Linked DNA regions of Homo sapiens: region 2 is linked to region 1. Evidence: read pairs that join two places in POLR2A ChIA-PET (ENCODE). Cell type or tissue: PC-9. All regions are shown on one strand. Links, peaks and the distances in the headings refer to the core of each region. The heading gives the core; the rest is flanking DNA.

Region 1 (10,043 bases), core at 1,583-9,582:
AAACATGTCACTGATTAGGAAGGCTGCAGCTTCACACTGAACATTCTTAAAACTCTGGTTTGCACATAGCTACTTAAGTAAAATTATACTCAGGAATAGAAGTTGTCTGTAGAAATAGGATTTCCTCAATAGCATACAATCAAAATAAAATGTGAAAATAAAAAGCAGCAGCTGTGATTATAATGGCATCCATAATCCAATTACAAATTTAAGTCTTAATGTTCTCAATTTAGAAGAAATTTGCACTAATGAAACAAATGTACGCTAATGAAGAGTCACTTATCTGTGACTTTTTTCTCGCTATGAAGAAGTTAAATTACTAAAACAGTCTAAATAGTCAAATAATAAATTCACAGATTTTGAATTTTCTTCCACAAGGTAACAAGCAGTACAGCCAGAGGACTTTGAAATCTCTATGGCCATTGTTTCCACAATGCTACAAACTTCACAGTACCCTTCATATAGCAGTCACAGAAATTCATAACTTGATTTTGAAATTCAGTAAAATAAGTGTCTTCAGTCAACTGTCTTTTTACTTTCAGTTAGTATTCCAATTATATCCACTTATTTATCGTATTAGAATTTGTAAGCATCTTTGCAGAATGGCAACTGAATCAACAAATTGGTAAAAAAGAAAAAGTTATATTTAACTTAAACAATGCCTCTGACATATTTATTAAAATACGTGAATCTGGAAAAAAAGAAAAATTATTAACAAATATATAAAATAATAGCCATCTCTGATAGGACTTTCAGTGAGCCTAAGGCACTCTTTCTCAGATTTTTCCACTTAAAAATATTAAGGCTATATTATGAGAATATGGGAGTCTGTGGCTATTTTGTCTTTTAATAGCCACAGACTCCCATATTCTCATAATATAGCCTTAGGAAAACCAGGCAAAGAATACATAACTTCTTTTTAATATTTTCTCTTAAAAATTATTGTGAATTTTGTGTTGTATTTCATAACATATCCTTTAATTTTAAAATTTTAAAGAGTTCTTTCTCCTCTAAAAATCTTTGAGTAAAACTAAAACTCCAGGAAGATGCATCACTTTCATTCCAAGTCTTTGACCTGACATAACCAAGTGGCCACTAACACCCCAGGACAAGGAGCAGGGACCAACGTTTGATGCACTCCAGCGTATTTCCATCTGCAGTAATTAAAACATTTTTCCCCAGTCTATTCAAGATCAAAATGTATTCTTCCTTGAATGAATAACTTACATTTTCATGTTTCATATGTTTAAGTAACCGCAGTTCTCTGTAGGTTCTTTTCGCATGAATGATGGACTGAAATGGTCTGGAGAGCTTCTTCACTGCCACACGTAACCCCGTTTTTGTGTCAAAAGCAGCACTAAGGAGAAAAAAGGGAAAAAACCCACCATTAAAAAGCTGTTCTAAATATTATTTTGGGGTATTTATAAGGCTATTTCCAAATTAAAGGGTCTATAACAAAATACCAAAAAAAAGCATAAAGATAAAAAGCAAAATGACCTATTATCCCATTATCCAAATAAAGCTTCTGTTATTATTTTTGGTGTTTTCTCCTTGTCTTTTCTATGTATCTAAATCAGAAGTCAGCAAATTTTTTTCAATGAAGGGCCAGATAGTAATATTTTCAACTTTGTAAGTAAGACCTCTGTCACAACTACTCAACTCTGTGGTTGTATGAGGAAAGCAGCCAGAAAATAAGTTTTAAAATGGGTGTGGCTGTGTTCTAATAAAATTTACAAAAACTGGCAGCTGCCTGATCTAGATGAGCCAACAGATTAATAAACAGAGTTGAATTCTGTCTTCCCTGCCTAGGCCTCACTGTCGTCACCTTGCCACATCTGCTGCCTGCTCAGAGTCGAGGCCCAGGAAACCATGTTTTCAGGACAATAAATTGCCACAAATATTTCTTGAGCACCTACAAAGTACTTGGCACCTTCAGGGAATGGGGGAAGAGCAGAACAGAATAATAAAATAATTTCAAGTAGTGATGAAAATACTATGACTAAATAAAAGGGTAATGGGATAAAGAGTGACAGAAAGCCAGTGGAGTTATACCACTTTAGCTAGGATGGCTGAGGAATGACATCTGAGCTGAGAAGGAAACAATATAATGATTAAATTCCCTATATAAATATATAAGAAAAAGAGCTTCAAGCAGAAGAAATAATAATAATATTAATGTTTATAGAGTCTTTACCCACACATACAAGAAATTGTTCTAAGCCCTTTACATTTATTTGTCTCAATTCAGCTTTTGTATTTCCCCGAATCCCCTATGAAATAAGTACTATTATCATTCTCCCACTTACAAGTAAGAAACTGAAGCAGAGAGAAGTTAGGTAACTTGACCACGGTCACAAAGCTTAAAAGCGGCAGAGCAGGGAGTCTGGATCCAGAGCTTATGCTACTGACCACTTGACTCTGCTATCTCTCAGAAGAGCAAGTGCAAACAAACGAAAAAAGAAACAGAGGTAGGAAACGTATGGCATGCTGGAGTGAGTGACAGAAAGACAGAAAGGCTGTGTGGGTAGAGCACAGGGAGCAAGGGGAGAGTGGGAAGGGATGACGTAAGAGATGCAGGCAGCAGCTAGATCATGGAGGACATCTATAGCAAAAATGCGATGTGTATTTTAATTATTTTTAGAAATCGTCGCCAGGCACAGTGGCTCATGCCTGTAATCCAGCACCTTGGGAGGCCGAGGCGGGAGGATCACGAGGTCAGGAGCTCGAGACCAGTCTGACCAAGATGGTGAAACCCCATCTCTACTAAAAATACAAAATTAGGCGCAGTGGCAGGTGCCTGTAATCCCAGCTACTCAGGAGGCTGAGGCAGGAGAATCACTTGATCCCAGGAGGCGGAGGTTGCAGTGAGCTGAGATTGCACCATCGCACTCCAGCCTGGCAATAAGAGTGAAACTCGGTCTCAAAAAAAAAAAAAAATAGTAATAACAGAAATTGTCTGGGCCAGTTCCATTATGCCTCATCCTCCAGTTTGTCTCAGTCTCTAACATGTATCCAAGACTTTCTGGTCATCTGTTATCACCAAACTCTCTGCCTGCCAAACTTGCTTTTACAACTCTGTACCTACTCCAGTGCCCTTCCTTTCACTCCCAAACTTTTATGGCATACCCTCAATCTTCAAATCCCAATTTGTGATAAACTCCTATAAATCTTCAACCTCTTTTCTGAACCTCCCCTCCATCTCTGAAACTAGGCCATTTCTAGAAGACACTGCTTCTCTTATAGCCCTGCCATTAGAAAGCATTCTCTAATAGCCCAGATACCTCCTGGCTAGCAGGTGCGTAGGAGTCTTCCTTGGCAGCCGTTACCACTTCAGGACCATTACTTTCCGTTTGTTCTATAAAATACCTCCTGCTCACAACCCTGATAAACTATCCCTCTCTGCTGCAGGTATCCACTGACCTGAAATTTTCCATCATTCATTGAAAAGTTAGTTTCTATCCAGAAGATCTCTCTACACTCTCAACTTCTGTCATCATTCTTGGCAACTTCAACATCCAGGTGAACGGCACACCCAACATCCTGTTTCCTGACCTCTCTAGGAAACTCCACCACACCCAGCCATCTTCATGGTCACATTCTAGACCTTTATTCCTACCAAAAACTGCCCCACCTACAAAATTTTGAATGCCAGCAGCATTTGCTTTTCATCAAAAACCTAGTTACCTCTAGTTTACTTGTACCCTGACTACAACAATTTGTTAACCTCATTGTCATTGCTTGTTTCTATCCTTCAGCCCTCTTCTGTCTTCATCTCCCTTCCTGTTCCATGATTATAATCACTCCCTTGCACTTCTCTCTCTCTGTCTGTCTGTCTCTCTGATGTACTCACCTGGATAAAGTCTAACCTTGGGTAATCTCAACCACTTAATTCTCCATGACTGAATCCAAGGAACTGAGGTTGAACAAGAAAGACTGTAGAATCAGATTTTCATTCTTAGTTTCTGACCTTAATCTCAAAGAGGCTCTCAATAAAGCCATTTTCTTCTAGTAAGTTCATTTTCCTACTCGAAAATGATCGTTTGACATGTTCTCTCTCAAATCTCCAATTCACCCTCTTCCCTCAAGAGTTGCCCTTGCCTTCACTGAGAAAACAGAAACCATCAGGAGGGGAGCTCCATTTGCTTAGCCCCAAATCTATAAACCCATCGTCTCCACCTTCCCTCTTGCTATAACTAAGAATATGCCCCTGCTTATCAAAATTCAAGACCACAATACATGCTTTGGAGCCACCTCCCTCATCTTCTCAAGGATTTCACTTCTTCATTCCTCTTCTCTCTTGCATCATCAGTGTCTCCCTATCTACTGGACCATTCTCATCAGCATAAATTTGCTCTACTTGTTTACCGCCTTCAGCCAACAAACAAAAGACTTCCCTTAACAGTTCTCCATCACAGTTAAAATTCTCCAAAAAAGTCACCTACACCAGAGGTTCCCAGATCAGCAGCATCAGTTTCACCTGGGAATTTATAAGAAATGAAAATTCTCAGGTACCACCCCAGAGTTAATGGAATAAGAAACTTTGAAGTGGGTCTAATAATCTGTATTTTATCAAGCTCTCCATGTTATTCTAATACATATTACAGTTTGAGAACCACTAATTTATACCTTTGCTATTCAAAGTGTGCTCCATGGACCGGCAGCATTGACATTATCTGGGAGCTCATTAGAAAATGCAGGATCTCTGCAGACAACAGGAAAGGAAAAAAGAAAAGAAAGGAAAAGGAAAGGAAAGGAGATCTTGGGCCCTAAAATAGAATTTACTTTTTGACAAGATTTCCAGGTGATTAATATACCTCTTAAGGTGTGAGAAGCACACATCTACACAACTGACTCATTTCAATCCCATTCTTTCCTCAATCCAATTCCACTGAAACTGCTCTTCTCAAGGTCATTAATGACCTCTGCTACCAAATCCACTTTTCTAAGATTAGTAATTGACATAGTCACCACTTTCTCTAAATACTGTCCATCCTGGAGTCTATATCAACACTTCCATTGGTTTTCTATGACCCCTCTGGCAGCTCCATCTCTGTCTCCACTGCATGTGCTGCTTCTACTCAAACTCTGTATGTTGGAGTTCTTCAGGACTTGGTACTGGGCCCTCTTCTCTCTCCCACATTCTCTTTCTAGATAATCTCATCTATGCCCATGACTTTAAATTAAATGCCATCTATATATTGAAAACTCCCAAATTTATGTCTCTCACTGAAATCTCTTCTCTGAGCCCTGATGTCTCCATAAGAAAGACACATAAGCACCTGAAGCGTACCAAGTTCAAAACACCCAGAACTATTCTTCTCCATGGCTCTGTTATCTCAATAAATGGACTGTTCATCCAGTTGCTCGAGCTAGACATTTGATTGTCATCCTTGATTTCTCCCTTTCCTCAGTCCTCATTCAAATCTATTGGCAAGTCTCATGGTTTTCACCTCCAAAAGACGTCTCAAAGTCAACTGCTCTTCATTTCACCAATATCATATTAGTCCATGTCACTGGCCTACCTCCTTCTAATATGCTTTCCAAATGCATCCAATACAGTCTTTTAAAAATATAAATTATGCCAGGCACAATGGCTCAAGCCTGTAATCCTAGCACTTTGGGAGGCCAGGGCAGGAGGATTGCTTGAGCCCAGAAGTTTGAGATCAGCCTGAGCAACATAGCAAGACCCTGTCTCTGCAAAAAATAAAAAACGGGTTGGGTGCAGTGGCTCACGCCTGTAATCCCAGCACTTTGTGAGGCCAAGGCGGGTGGATCACTTGAGGTCAGGAGTTCAATACCAGTCTGGCCAACATGGTGAAACCCGTCTCTACTAAAAAAATATAAAAATTAGTGGGGTGTGGTGGCACACACTTGTAACCCCAGCTACTTGAGAGTCTGAGGTGGGAGGATCACTTGAATCCAGGAGGTGGAGGTTGCACTGAGCCGAGATTGCATCACTGCACTCAAGCCTTAGCAACAGAGTGAGACTCTGTCTCAAAAAAATAATAATAAATAAATTAAAAATTAGGCAGCCAGGCGCAGTGGCTCACGCCTATAATCCCAGCACTTTGGGAGGCTAAGGTTAGGAGTTTGAGACCAGCCTGGCCAACATGGTGAAACCCCATCTCTACTAAAAATATATATTTAAAAAAATTAGCTGGGTGTGGTGGCAGGCACCTGTAATCCCAGCTACTCGGGAGGCTGAGGCAGGAGAATTGCTTGAACCAGGGAGGTGGAGGTTGCAGTGAGCTGAGATCATGCCATTGCACTCCAGCCTGGGCAACAAGAGCAAAACTTCATCTCAAAAAAAAAAAAAAAATTAGTCAGGCATGGGCCACCATGCCCAGCTACTTGGGAGGCTGAGGCAGGAAGATTGCTTGAGCCCAGGAAGGCTGAAGCTGCTCAACCTTGTTGTGGTGCGCCATGATGGCACCACTGCACTCTAGCCTGGAAGATACAGTGAGACTGTCTCAAAAATGAAAAATAAAAAATAGCAATAAAAGTACAAATTAGATCACAACACTCCCCTCCTTCAAACCATTCAAGGAATCTCCTTGGCATACAGAGTAAAATGCAAATTTCTCATGATGGCCTACAAGGCCCAGGTGATCTGGTCACCACTGATTATTCCACCTGTTCCTGTGCTACTCTTTCCCTCTCTCTCAGCTGCTATGTTCTGCTAGCTCCTTTCAGTTCTTTTAACTATTCAGACAGGCTGCTCCTGGTTCCTAGGATTTTCTTCTCCTCCGCCCCCATCCCACCCCATAGCTAAATCCTTATCCTTCAAGTATTGGTTTAAATAGTCACCTGCTCAGGAACCTGTTAGGGACCTCTAAGAAGCCATTACTCTGTCACAACACCCTCACTGACTCCTTCCTTATCTCACATAAAAGAGGGTGGTGGTTCTCTTCTTTTCCACTCCCATTGCTCCTACAAACCCATAAATTAGTAACTTCTTCCCTCTCAAAAGTAGCAAGTAAATGTATACTCATCTCTAAACCCAGTTCTCTAAACTAGCTCTGGTGAGACTGGAAAAATGGCCATTGCCCCTGTGGGACCCAGCTTCTTCAACTTCCCACCTCAGAGTTTGCCTTCCACCTGCAAGCTGAACACTTTCTTCTCTCCTCCATTGGTAAGCCTGCTGGGGAGCAAGGAACAGCAGCAGTTTTCTAGCTGATCTGACTGATTAAGTGTGCAAGTTCAATTAACTGGGGAAGAAATAAGAAGCCCACTTGAGTTGCCCGCCCAAGGCACTCTGCATGCCAGCTTTACTAATAAAAGTAAATATTTTTATCTCTATTTGACTCCTGAATCTATTCAGCAAAAGGCAGGCTAGAATTAATCAGTACCCTATAGACCCCAACAATCACAATTTATTATTACATGTTTATAATACTCCAACAGAGTGATTAAATAAGAGCTGGGACTTTGGAATTAGACTATCTGGATTTTAATTCCAGTTCTGCCACTTAATAGCTATATAATCTTGAGGATGTTAATTAAATTCTTTCATGAAATGAGAATTATGTTTATATTTCATCTGTTGGATATGTTAGGATTAAATGTAATAACTTTTATAGTAGGTTTGGCAAGGAGCTTGGTCCATGGCAAAGCTCAAATACGCCTCTCAATCACATCTGTAAAAGTAGAGCTACAAGTAAAACCTTGTTTTCATGAACAACATCATAAAATGAAATTATCTTTATGATAAACAGGTTCTCCAAACTAAAATTCAGGACATACTGTTTAACAAGTTTTTCCCCCAATTGTGAATTTACATGAACTTTTCCAAAATTATCAAATTAATTCACATTTTATAAAATCATTGGTATAGTAAAAAATAACTGAAAGAAATATAAAAATTAGAAGCAGTTATTACAATATTAGGATGTCATTCTCACTCATCTACTGCTGACCGTGAATCCAGTACATAACACACAAGGATAATCATTAAATAAACTTCAATGTTTTGTTACACATTCATACTTGCCTCCCCTTGTGTCACACACACATAGAAAATGTGGGTTACTAGATTCTTCATATATCCTAATATAATTCTGTTTAACTTCTAAATTTATTGATGTATACCTTCCTTTATTCACAATGGATTTAAAGCAGACTGGAATTATATATATAAAACCTGACAAAATGGTAAGTGATTAAGGGAAAATAAGAAAGTCTGTACAGCTGAGGTTAGCATATATCATGAGGTCCTTTCTTTCTTTTTTTTTTTTTTTTTTTTTTTTTGAGACAGAGTCTTGCTGTGTCACCCAGGCTGGAGTGCAGTGGCGCGATCTCGGCTCACTGCAAGCACCGCCTCCCGGGTTCACGCCATTCTCCTGCCTCAGCCTCCCCAGCAGCTGGGACTACAGGTGCATGCCACCACACCCAGCTAGTTTTTTTGTATTTTTAGTAGAGATGGGGTTTCACCGTGTTAGCCAGGATGGTCTCGATCTCCTGATCTCGTGATCCGCCCACCTCAGCCTCCCAAAGGGCTGGGATTACAGGCGTGAGCCACCACACCCGGCCAGAGGTCCTTTTTAAATACCCATTAGAGGTAGGCCTCAAATTTGGCTCAAAGCTCACTAAAGCCATTAACAAAGAGAACAGAATCAGTTAGGACATGAATCACAGAAGCCATACAATAAAAACCAACCAGGTACTCAGGAGAGCTGAAGAGAGGCATAATTATTCCTGTAATAAACCAGGGAAAAGTTCATTCTGTGTCTGTTCAAGAAGGAGACATATAATGTGGTAAAAATGTCCTAATCAACATCTTTAAAAGAATATAATAGTGGGTTTCAGATGGTTTTCTTTTTAGAGCATCCATCAGTACAGATTGCTGTCGTAAGGCCAAAATACAGTTCATTATTAGCAAAGAGGGTAGGAGTACAAAATATTACGGTGTTGCTTTTTTTTTTTTTCTTTAAGGTCTCACTCTGTCATCCAGGCTGGAGTGGAGTCATGTAATCATGGCTCACTGCAGCCTCAACCTCCTGGCCTCAAGCAATCCTCCAACCTTAGCCTCCTGGGTAGCCAGGACTACAGGCATGTGCCACCAAGCTTCGCTAATTATTTTGATTTTTGTAGACACAGGGTCCCACTATGTTCCCTAGGCTGGTCTTGAACTCCTAGGCTAAGTGATCCTCCTGCCTTGGACTCCCAATAAGTACAGGGGTTACAGGCATGAGCCACCATACCTGGCCTCTCTGACAGACTTAATCCAAGAGGAAATCTTAAATACATTTAGAAAAACAGATAAGCTCCATATTCTTCAGACAATCCTCCAAAGATGACTGGAGCTATCAATGAGCTTTTTGTTTATTATTTTTAAAATTTTCTTTTGTAGAGATGGGGCCTTGCTTGTTGCCCAGGCTGGTCTCGAACTCCTGGCCTCAGGCGATCCTCCCACCTCAGCCTCTCAAAGTGTTTGGGTTACAGGCATGAGCCACCATGTTCGGCTGTCAACTGAGCTTTTGATAGGTATAGAGATATAGGGAACTTGTGTTTATATTCCATGATGGGCACCTGACTTGTAGATTTTCTGTTATAAGGTAATGGCAGATCAATAAATTTAACATCAGCTGAGTAGAGAAAGGGAGACAACCTCTTAAGAAAGGTAAGGTGCTGGACAAGTGCCCATGTCCACAGAGTATTAAAGTACAAACGACTGCACCATGATTTTCCTCAAAAAACAATCTGTGTTTTCATCAACAGAATATGAAGAATGAGTAATCACTCAGCAAGTCTTTGAGTAATTTGTGGGGATCGTAAGTGATTTTACAATTTCTTTCAATGGTCATAGATGACTTCTAAGAAGATAAACACAATTTGGTTTACTTTTGGAAGTTAATGGAAATATTTAAATATATTGAAATCTGTAGTTACACTGAATTAGCAAAGTCTCATTAATACATTAAATTCATTAGAATATCTATAAAGTGAGGGCCGGGTGCGGTGGCTCACGACTGTAATCCCAGAACTTTGGGAGGCCGAGGTGGGCAGATCACCTGAGGTTGGGTATTCGCGACCAGCCTGACCAA
Region 2 (9,612 bases), core at 1-8,000, 160 kb after region 1:
CTCCTGACCTCAAATGATCCGCCCTCCTTGGCCTCCCAAAGTGCTGGGATTACAGGCATGAGCCACCGTGCCTGGGCTGTTTTGTTTTGTTTTTATTTAGAGAAAATCCCGTTTGCTTACTTGCTTTTTTTTTTTTGCTAAATAAACAGAATTATTCTGTCTCCTAAAAAACACCTGAGACTGTAATTGTAAATAGATATATATGTTTAGATAAACCTATTGAATTATTGAGAGACAAGAATATCATGATATACAACCTTTTTATTGTTTTTGGATGAGACTGTTGTAGGCTCAATCTAAATCATTAATCTTACTCACTTTTTTTAATAACATGAATTCAGTAATACTATGTGGCTGATTTGACTATTAAGATTTTCTTCTGTTGAATTGATTGTATAAAAGAAACTTTTTATTGATAAAAGGTATATAGATGTTGAAAAATGTGATGTTAAAAATGCCTTTTCTTACCATTGTTTCTCATCCTGGTTTTTCTGATTGTATTTCCCCTGTTTCTTCCAGGAGGTTATCATCTTGTGAAAATTGGAGATCTATTCAATGGGAGATACCATGTGATCCGAAAGTTAGGCTGGGGACACTTTTCAACAGTATGGTTATCATGGGATATTCAGTAAGTTTTAGTGGTTCTGTAAAAGAATTAGTTAGATGATGTCTAAATGTGTTTGTCTGAGTTTCCACTGCTGATCCAGGCTTCAATCTATCTCTAGCCTGATTCATTTATCAGAATTTTGTTGTTGGCAATAGTCTCTGTATTCTTGGAGAAACCACTTTTCTTTCGTGAAGAATCAGTATTATATATCTCCCTTTCTACTATAGAGACAGGAGTGATTAAATTAATGCTGGTAAAGCTTTTGTCGTTTGATTTTTTTGTGATTTTTATCATTTTCTTTTCACCGAAGTATTTCTTCTGGCTGCCTATGGGAAAATATTACAGCTTTTAACCTTTTAGTTTTTGCCTATATACAGATATATACACAGAACACTTGGAATTTGGTAATATCTTTCCCCTTATTTATCCTCATTTTGCAGTTTTGCTTGTAACTCAGGGAGATATTCAAAAGAAGGATTTTAACTCAGAGAAAATGTTCAACAACTGAGATTATCTGAGAACAGATTTTTTATTCTTCCTATAAATGAAATCTGGCCAGTTAGTGTCATTAACAAGTATAAATGTTCCCATAGAAGTAGCTTGTTTGGGCTACAGGGAAACGTGAAATCAATATTTGTCCTTTTTAACCATCTTATAGCTAAATCTTAGCTTCCTAAAGTAAGGGTAGGCTATGTAGTCTTAATTGCCTGTGTTTGTTTCTTAGGGGGAAGAAATTTGTGGCAATGAAAGTAGTTAAAAGTGCTGAACATTACACTGAAACAGCACTAGATGAAATCCGGTTGCTGAAGTCAGTGAGTATTAGATTATATGTATGAATGTGAAGAATTATAAATAAATCAAGTTTCATTGAATAAAAACACACCAAGTGGAGGCTCTTTAGCATGGATAATTTTCTCTATAAAGTTCTAGTAACCTTAAAGAGGTAAAGGAAGACAACAATATTTACACATACCATGCATGTAGTAGGGAACTGGTGGCAAATGCTATGATGAGAATTCTTCTTACACGCATGAACCAAAAAAAAACCTTTCAAATGAATAAAAATATTCACTGAGCATGTTTTACAGGCCAGGTAGCTACTGTCATAATGTTTTTTTTTCCTACTATGGTTAAAAGGAAAGTTGTGTAAATAAATGTATAGCATCTTTTTTGTTGTTTTTCAAATATGTTATAGAATACATAATATAAAAATACTGTATTTACTGATTCCATTTATACCTGGAAACTGAGATAAATTCTATCAAAAATGTATTTTTAGTTCTGTTTTAAATTAGGAATATGCCAGTGTGGTAGAAGGAACTTAAATTCAGAATTAGAAAACCTGGGTTTAGGTCGCCTTTACCCCGGTATGTCCTCCATGTTACCATTTTTTTCTTTCTGAGTCTCAGATTTTTTATTCATAAAGTGAGAATGTTGCACCAGGAGATTTCTATGGCAGTAGTTTTCTTTTTTATTTTCAACTCCTGGCCTCAAGTGATCTGCCTTAGCCTCCAGAGTAGCTGGGGTTACAGGCACAAGCCACTGCATCTGGCTTAAGACAGTACTTTTCAGAATGTCCGTTTGTGACAAGATAAGGAGCCTTGTACCTACCCAAAAGTAAATCAACATACTGTTTTCTTCATTGAGAAAGTTTTTCCATGAAAAAAAAAATGTCCGCTGAAAAAAACAGTGTGGTTAGTGCTGTAGTTGATTTGCATCCTGCAAAATCTTCTTAGTTCCTCATAGCCTGGTAATCATCAGTTAATTTGGAGGCCACACTTTGATTGATATCAGGGAGCAAAATAGTTTAATTAGAAAAATAGTTCCTGTTGGTTGTATTTCCTCTTATGAATTGACTATTTAAGATTTTTCTCCATTAAAGCTATTGAAATTTTAGTATATTTTAAAAATAGATTTATGTGAGCTCTTTCTTGTAGTTAATTTGCTGTAAGTATTCTTCCCCTACCATCTGGTTTATTTCCATGCTTTACCTTGTGCTAAACACTGTCTCTTCCCCACTACAGGTTCGCAATTCAGACCCTAATGATCCAAATAGAGAAATGGTTGTTCAACTACTAGATGACTTTAAAATATCAGGAGTTAATGGAACACGTATCCTTTTAAAAACCTATTTGAGAATAAATCATCCCAATCCCAAAGAAAGGAACTAGATTTGTTGTGTAGATGGCCTTGGTGTCTTTTCTAAGGCAAACTATAATAAAATTACCTCTTTTATTGTACACTTCTGAACACACATCTGAATTTTGTCTAATTTTGTGTGGTGTGATTTTTCAGAATATTGCTTTAAGCTTCTTGTCCTCTTTTCAGGCAAATTAAAGCGAAATCAAAGGAAACTTTTAGAAAATGCGTTGTATCACTAAGTAAAGAGTCTATGATTTTTGTCAGTTAGCACAGAAACTTTAAGGGAAGTAATTTCTTATGAAAAATACTGAGTAGGCCGGGCACGGTGGCTCAAGCCTGTAATCCCAGCACTTTGGGAGGCCGAGGCAGGTGGATCACCTGAGGTCAGGAGTTCAAGACCCACCTGGCGAACATGGTGAAACTCTGTTTCTACCAAAATACAAAAATTAGCTGGGCATGGTGGCAGGCTCCTGTAATCCCAGCTACTGGAGAGGCTGAGGCTGGAGAATCACTTGAACTGGGGAGGCAGAGGTTGCAGTGAGCCGAGATTGAGCCCACTGCACTCCAGCGTGGGGGACAGAGCCAGACTCTGTCTAAAAAAAAAAAAAAAAGATACTGTCTAAAAGAAAGAGAAAAAGAGAGAAAGAAAAAGAAAGGAAGAAAGAAACTGGATGAACAATTTAAGGTATGATTGTATTTATTATACTAAGCCTCAACTTTGAAGAGGCTGTGAATGTAGTTTATGTTTAGAGTCTAAAAGGGTGTAATTGTTCACATTCTATTATAATGAAAAACTGACTTGTTTTATGTTTTTATCTGGATGTTTTAGAACTGTAGAATTGAAAGGAACCATAGCTGATTTTCTTCACAGGTATCAAAGTGACGTGCGGTGAGCTAATGGAAAGGTTATTGCAACAGCTGTGCTTATAAAGGTCAATCAGATTTTTCAGTAAAAGATGAAGTCGAATCTTACTTAGATTGGATAAATCTAAAATCACCTGTTTATAAGCTGTTTTTAAAATGTATAAAGACATTTCATACATTATTTTACTTTTCATGCATGTTTAGCTTCCTTTAATGCACATTCCTAATTGCTGTTGATCTTTTTGTATTTAAAGGAGACAGGACTACATATGACTAGTTTCATGTAGACTATGGGAAGAGATTTGAACAGAGAAGCAGGAAGGAAGGGATGGGAAAGGAGAGAGAACAGCTGATAATGTGGAAAGACTATTGTTCTAAAGTCAATTCTGAGTCATTTCTTAGAAAAATACAAATCACAGATTACCCAGATGTCTAAGGAAAACTGCTGCAACCATCTTAAAACAGTATCTTGTGCTTATTGTGGTCACTTTGTAGATGGCTCTCTCTCTCTCTCTCTCTCTCTCTCTCTCTGTGTGTGTGTGTGTGTGTGTGTGTGTGTGTGTGTGTGTTCAAAGAATTAAGAATTCTAAACCAAGTAATTTTTTAAAAACCTACACAGGGTGTCGTGATGGCCATATCTGTTTTTTCTATTATTTAATCTTGTAATGTTTGTCATTGTGCCAGATTTCTTTACTAATTTGCAAAAGTTCCAAGTAAAACTATAGAAATACTCTCAAATCTCCCCAGTAATGCTGAGTACCTTTATTTGACCCTAACTAAGCAAAGAAGGCTTTTTAACTATTGAAATATCTTAGTAGGTTTGAATTTCAAGTTCCAAGATATTTTTCTTTTTCTTTTTTGGAGTTCAATGGCATAATCTCGGCTCACTGTAACCTCTGCCTCCTGGGTTCAAGTGATTCTCCTGCCTCAGCCTCCCGAGTAGCTGGGATTACAGGTGGATGCCACCACACCCAGCTAATTTTGTATTTTTAGTAGAGATGGGGTTTCACCATGTTGGCCAGGCTGGTCTCAAACCCCTGACCTCAGGTGATCTGCCCGCCTCGGCCTCCCAAAGTGCTGGGATTACAGGTGTGAGCCACCGTGCCCGGCCCCCAAGATATTTTTCAAACATTGCTAGGTGGTTTCTCTGTAGCTTCTGTCCATTGATTCCCTATTTTATTCTTTTCTCCATTTGTTCTTAGCCATTTTTTCCTGTCTTTCTTCATCCTTATCTCCCAGCTGTCTTTGCTCCTGCATTATTTACTACTGTTAGAGATTGAAAGGATATAACTCAAAACACTATGTTAAGGGTTAGTAATGGCTCATGTCACTCTCCTGCCTCTACCCGTTTTCCCAACATAACATACCCACACAGAGCAGTACATCCACATTCGTGTGTATGTTTGTTCAGGCGTTTTTTTCTCTGGACCACTATCGTTTCTCATATTAAAATATAAAGGGCCCTAAACTAGAAAGTTAGTTCTTACAGAATTCCATATAAACTGGCTCACTCTACTTGCCTGGAGGGTGAGGGGAAAAGAATGATTAAGAAGGAGGACAGTTGGTTTCTCTATATAATGTTGACATTAGCCAGTCATTATTGTCTGCTTATATGACCTCCTATGTCTTTAGGATACTTTTTTTTTCATGCTGTATTCTGTCTGTTTTGCTAGCTCCTCTTATTCATAATGTGCCCTAAATGTGCTTACTCAATAACATAAGCCTTTTATTTTCAGCCTTTTGTTATTTTCTTTACACTGTCTCCCCATTAGATTTTTTTAAAAATATAACCTTGTGGGCCGGGTGCAGTGGCTCACACCTGTAATCTCAGCACTTTGGGAGGCCGAGGTGGGCGGATCACGAGGTCAGGAGACCGAGACCATCTTGGCTAACACGGTGAAACCTCATCTCTACTAAAAATACAAAAAAAAGCTGGGCGTGGTGGCAGGCGCCTGTAGTCCCAGCTACTCAGAAGGCTGAGGCAGGAGAATGGCGTGAACCTGGGAGGAGGAGATTGCAGTGAGCCAAGATAGCGCCAACTGCACTCCAGCCTGGGCGACAGAGCAAGACTCCGCCTCAAAAAAAAAAAAAATAACCTTGTGATTTCAATTACTAGTGCTTCTGATTGCTACTCATTAGCTTTCTTTCACTCAAATTATTTGGCTCTTCCTTTTTGCCACTTGATTATGATGTTCTGTCAAGTTTTTTTTTAAGCTACTATATGTTTGGTCATTTTAATATCACTGCTTACAAATTAAAACATTTTCAAATTGTAATACTTCTCTCAACAAATAAAAATTAAGCAGATGGAAGCTAGAAACATAAGAGAATAGCTTTACAATCCTATTTTATGTTTAGTCTTTTTAAGTAATCTGCATTTTAAATAATCTTGTTTTGATAATTTTTTTTATTTAATTGCTTTTTTATTTTTATTTATTTTGAGACAGAGTTTCGTTCTTGTTGGCCAGGCTGGAGTGCAATGGCGCAATCTCGGCTCACTGCAACCTCCGCCTCCCAGGTTCAAGCGATTCTCCTTCCTCACCCTCCCGAGTAGCTGAGATTACAGATGCACACCACCACGCCCAGCTAGTTTTTGTATTTTTAGCAGAGACGGGGTTTTGCCATGTTGGCGATCCACCTGCCACAGCCTCCCAAAGTGCTGGGATTGAAGGCATGAGCCACCATGCCCAGCCTATTTAATTGCTTGTTTAAAAAAATTTCCTGGCCAGGTGCAGTGGCTCACGCCTATAATCCCAGCACTTTGGGAGGCCAAAGCGGGCGGATCACGAGGTCAGGAGTTCAAGACCAGACTGGCCAACATGGCGAAACCCCATCTCTACTAAAAATACAAAAATTAGCGAGGCGTGGTGGCACGTGCCTGTAATCCCAGCTACTTGGGAGGCTGAGGTAGGAGAATGGTTTGAACCTGGGAGGCGGAGGTTGCAGTGACCTGAGATCATGCCACTGCACTCCAGCCTGGGTGACAGAGCAAGACTCCATCTCGGGTGGGGAAATTTTTTTTCTCAGCAGAATCATTGGTAAATTTCAAATGTAAAGAAGTAGAAATAGTTTAATGAATCCCCACAGATCCATTACCCATTTCAGGAGTTATCAACTTATAGCCAATCTTGTTTTGTCTGTACCTCCTGATAATTCTGTAGCCAATCTTAAACATTTTATCTGTAATTGTTTTAGAATGTATTTCTAAATGACAAGGACTCTTAAAATATAACCTAGCCAGGCACTGTGGCTCATGCCTATAATCCCAGCACCTTGCAAAGCTGAGGTGTTCAAGACCAGCCTGGGTAACATAGCAAGACCCTGTCTCTACAAAAATAAAAAAATACTAGCCAGGCATGGTAGCTCATGCCTGTAGTCCCAGCTACTTGGGAGGCTGAAGCAGCAGGGTCACTCGAGCCTGGGAGTTTGAGGCTGCAGTGAGCTATGATAGTGCCACTGTACTCCAGTGTGGGTGGCACAACAAGATGCATTCTCTGACAAAAAGATTTGTTAAATAAAAAGATAACCTGAATGCAATTATTATACCAAAAAAAAAAAAATTGTGACCAGTTTCTTAGTCACAAGTTTCTCTAGTCAGTGTTTCAATCTCACCAAATGTCTTGTGCTTTATTTTCTTTTTGTCTTCTTCTTCTTCTGCTGCTGCTGCTACTACTACTACTACTACTACTACTACTACTACTACTACTACTAGTACTACTACTACTATTGCTACTACTACTACTGCTACTACTACTACTGCTACTACTGGTTGTTCTTATTGTTCTTGTTCTTCTTCCTCTTTGGTCTAATTTTTTCTTTATTGTGGTAAAATACACATAACATAAAATTGTGCAGTCATTACCATCATCCATCTTCATAACTTTTCATCTTGTAAAACTGAAGCTCTATACCTGTTAAATGGCTATTAGATCTCATTGGTTTATTGTGTTAAGTCCTCTATTGCCTTGCTTATCTTCTGTCTGCTTGTTCTATACATTATTGAGAGTGTGGCATTAAAATCTCCAACTATTATTGTAGAACTATTTCTCCCTTTAATTCTGTCAGTTTTTGTTTTATATAGTTTGGTGGTCTTTTAATAAGTATGTAAATGTCTATAATTGTTATATCTTCTTGGTGGTATGTTGAACCTTTTATTAATATAGATAATGTCCTTCTTTATCTCTTATAACTTTTTCTGATTGAAAATCTATTTTGTCTGATATTAGTATAGCCACCCCTGATTTCGTTTGGTTACTATTTGCATGGAATCTTTTCTTCAGCCTTTCACTTTAATCTGTTTGTGTCTTTGGATCTAAAGTGAGTCTCTTGTAGACAGCATATAGTTGGATCTATATCTATATCTATATCTATATCTATATCTATATCTATATCTATATCTATATGTGTATTCTACCAAACCAAAGTTATAATCATACTAGCTTTTAGACTAATTATTTTTTGACATATTGGTTTTTTAAATCATGTAGAAAACAAAAAGAGGAGTTATAAACCATTATTACAATATTAGCTTTTATAATTGCTCAAGTATTTACCTTCATTGATAATCTTTATTTCTTCATATGGATGCCTGGCTTTGTGTTATTGTTTAGTGTCTTTTCATTTCACCTTATAGGACTCCCTTGACCATTTCCAGGGCACATCTGGTAATGAACTCGTTCAGCTTCTGTTTACATGGGATGTCTTAATTTTTCTCTCACTTTTGAAATACTGTTTTTCTTAATATAGGATTCTTGGTTGACATTATTTTTCTTTTAGTATTTCAAATATATTGGCCCACTGCTTTCTGGCCTCCAAAAATTTTTGATGAGAAACTTGCTGATAATCTTAGTGAGGATCCCTTGTATGTGAAGAGTCACTCTTCTTGATGCTTTCAAGATTCCCTCTTAATCTTTCAAAAGTTTGATTATAATGTGTCTTGATGTGGGTGTCTTTGAGTTCATCTTGCTTGATGCTCATTGAGCTTTTTGGATTCATGTCTTTCATCTAATTTGTGACGTTTTCAACCGTTGTTTTTTTTTTCAAATATTCTGTCTGGCCATTTCTTCTTCTTTTCTTTTCTTTTTTTTTTTTTTTCTTTTTTTTTTTTTTTGAGATGGAGTCTCACTCTGTCACCCAGGCTGGAGTGCAGTGGTGCAATCTCCGCTCACTGCAATCTGCCTCCCGGGTTCAAGCCATTCTCCTGCCTCAGCCTCCCAAGTAGGTGGGATTACAGGTGTACACCACCACACGCAGCTAATTTTTGTATATCAGTAGAGATGGGATTTCACCATGTTGGCCAGGCTGGTCTTGAACTCCTGACCTCAAGTGATCCACTTGCCTTGGCCTCCCAAAGTGCTGGGATTACAGGCGTGAGCCACCGTGCCCAGCCTCCTCCTCTATTCTTCTTCTGGGACTGCCACAGTGTATATTTGGTCTACTCAATGATGTCCCACAGGTCCCTTAAGCCTCTTCACTTTTCTTCAATCTTTTTTCTTTCTATTCCTCACACTTGATAATTTCCATCACCCTAACTTCAGGTTTGCTGATTCTTTCTTCTGCCTACCCAAATCTGCCTTTGAATCCCTCTAGTTAATTTTTTCATTTTGGTTATTGTACTTTTCAGCACCAGAATTCCTTTGGTTTCTTTTTAGTTTTTTTTTTATCCTCATTAATATCTCCGTTTTGTTTATATATTGTTTTCTTGACTTTCTCCACATCTTCCTTTTGTTCTTTGAGCTTTTTTTTTTTTTTTTCTGAGACAAGGTCTTGCTCTGTCAAGGTCTTCACACCACCCAGGCTGGAGTGCCGTGGTGCGAACACAGCTCACATCAGCCTTGACTACCCAGACTCAAGTACTTCTCCTGCCTAAGCCTCCAGACTACAGGTGCATGCCACCACACCCAGCTAATTTTTAAAATTTTGTAGAGATGGAGTCTCACTGTGTGGCCCAGGTTGGTCTTGAACTCCTGGGTTCAAGCAGTCCTCCTGCCTTGGCTTCT

The links. Peaks named below come from ENCODE experiments on the same cell type or tissue, not always from the same donor. Only the 100,000 strongest peaks of a DNase experiment are listed, where the experiment ranks them.
Region 2: POLR2A ChIA-PET joins it to region 1 with 10 read pairs; 3 of 35 experiments call an interaction of 5 or more read pairs at or near these places.

Annotation. Positions count from the first base shown.
Region 1 is chr6:36,044,013-36,054,055 of GRCh38, reverse strand. MAPK14 (mitogen-activated protein kinase 14) reads right to left here. Exons shown (of 12, transcript NM_139012.3): 2 at 1,228-1,357. Among named protein-coding and RNA genes, the nearest start is that of MAPK14, 21 kb to the right of the region's middle. In PC-9, for the core only: no CTCF peak of the experiment used is centred there; no DNase peak of the experiment used is centred there; H3K27ac peaks cover 1,409 bases.
Region 2 is chr6:35,879,831-35,889,442 of GRCh38, reverse strand. It overlaps SRPK1 (SRSF protein kinase 1), which reads left to right. Exons shown (of 16, transcript NM_003137.5): 4 at 520-628; 5 at 1,332-1,419; 6 at 2,632-2,719. Among named protein-coding and RNA genes, the nearest start is that of SRPK1, 36 kb to the left of the region's middle. In PC-9, for the core only: no CTCF peak of the experiment used is centred there; no DNase peak of the experiment used is centred there; H3K27ac peaks cover 309 bases.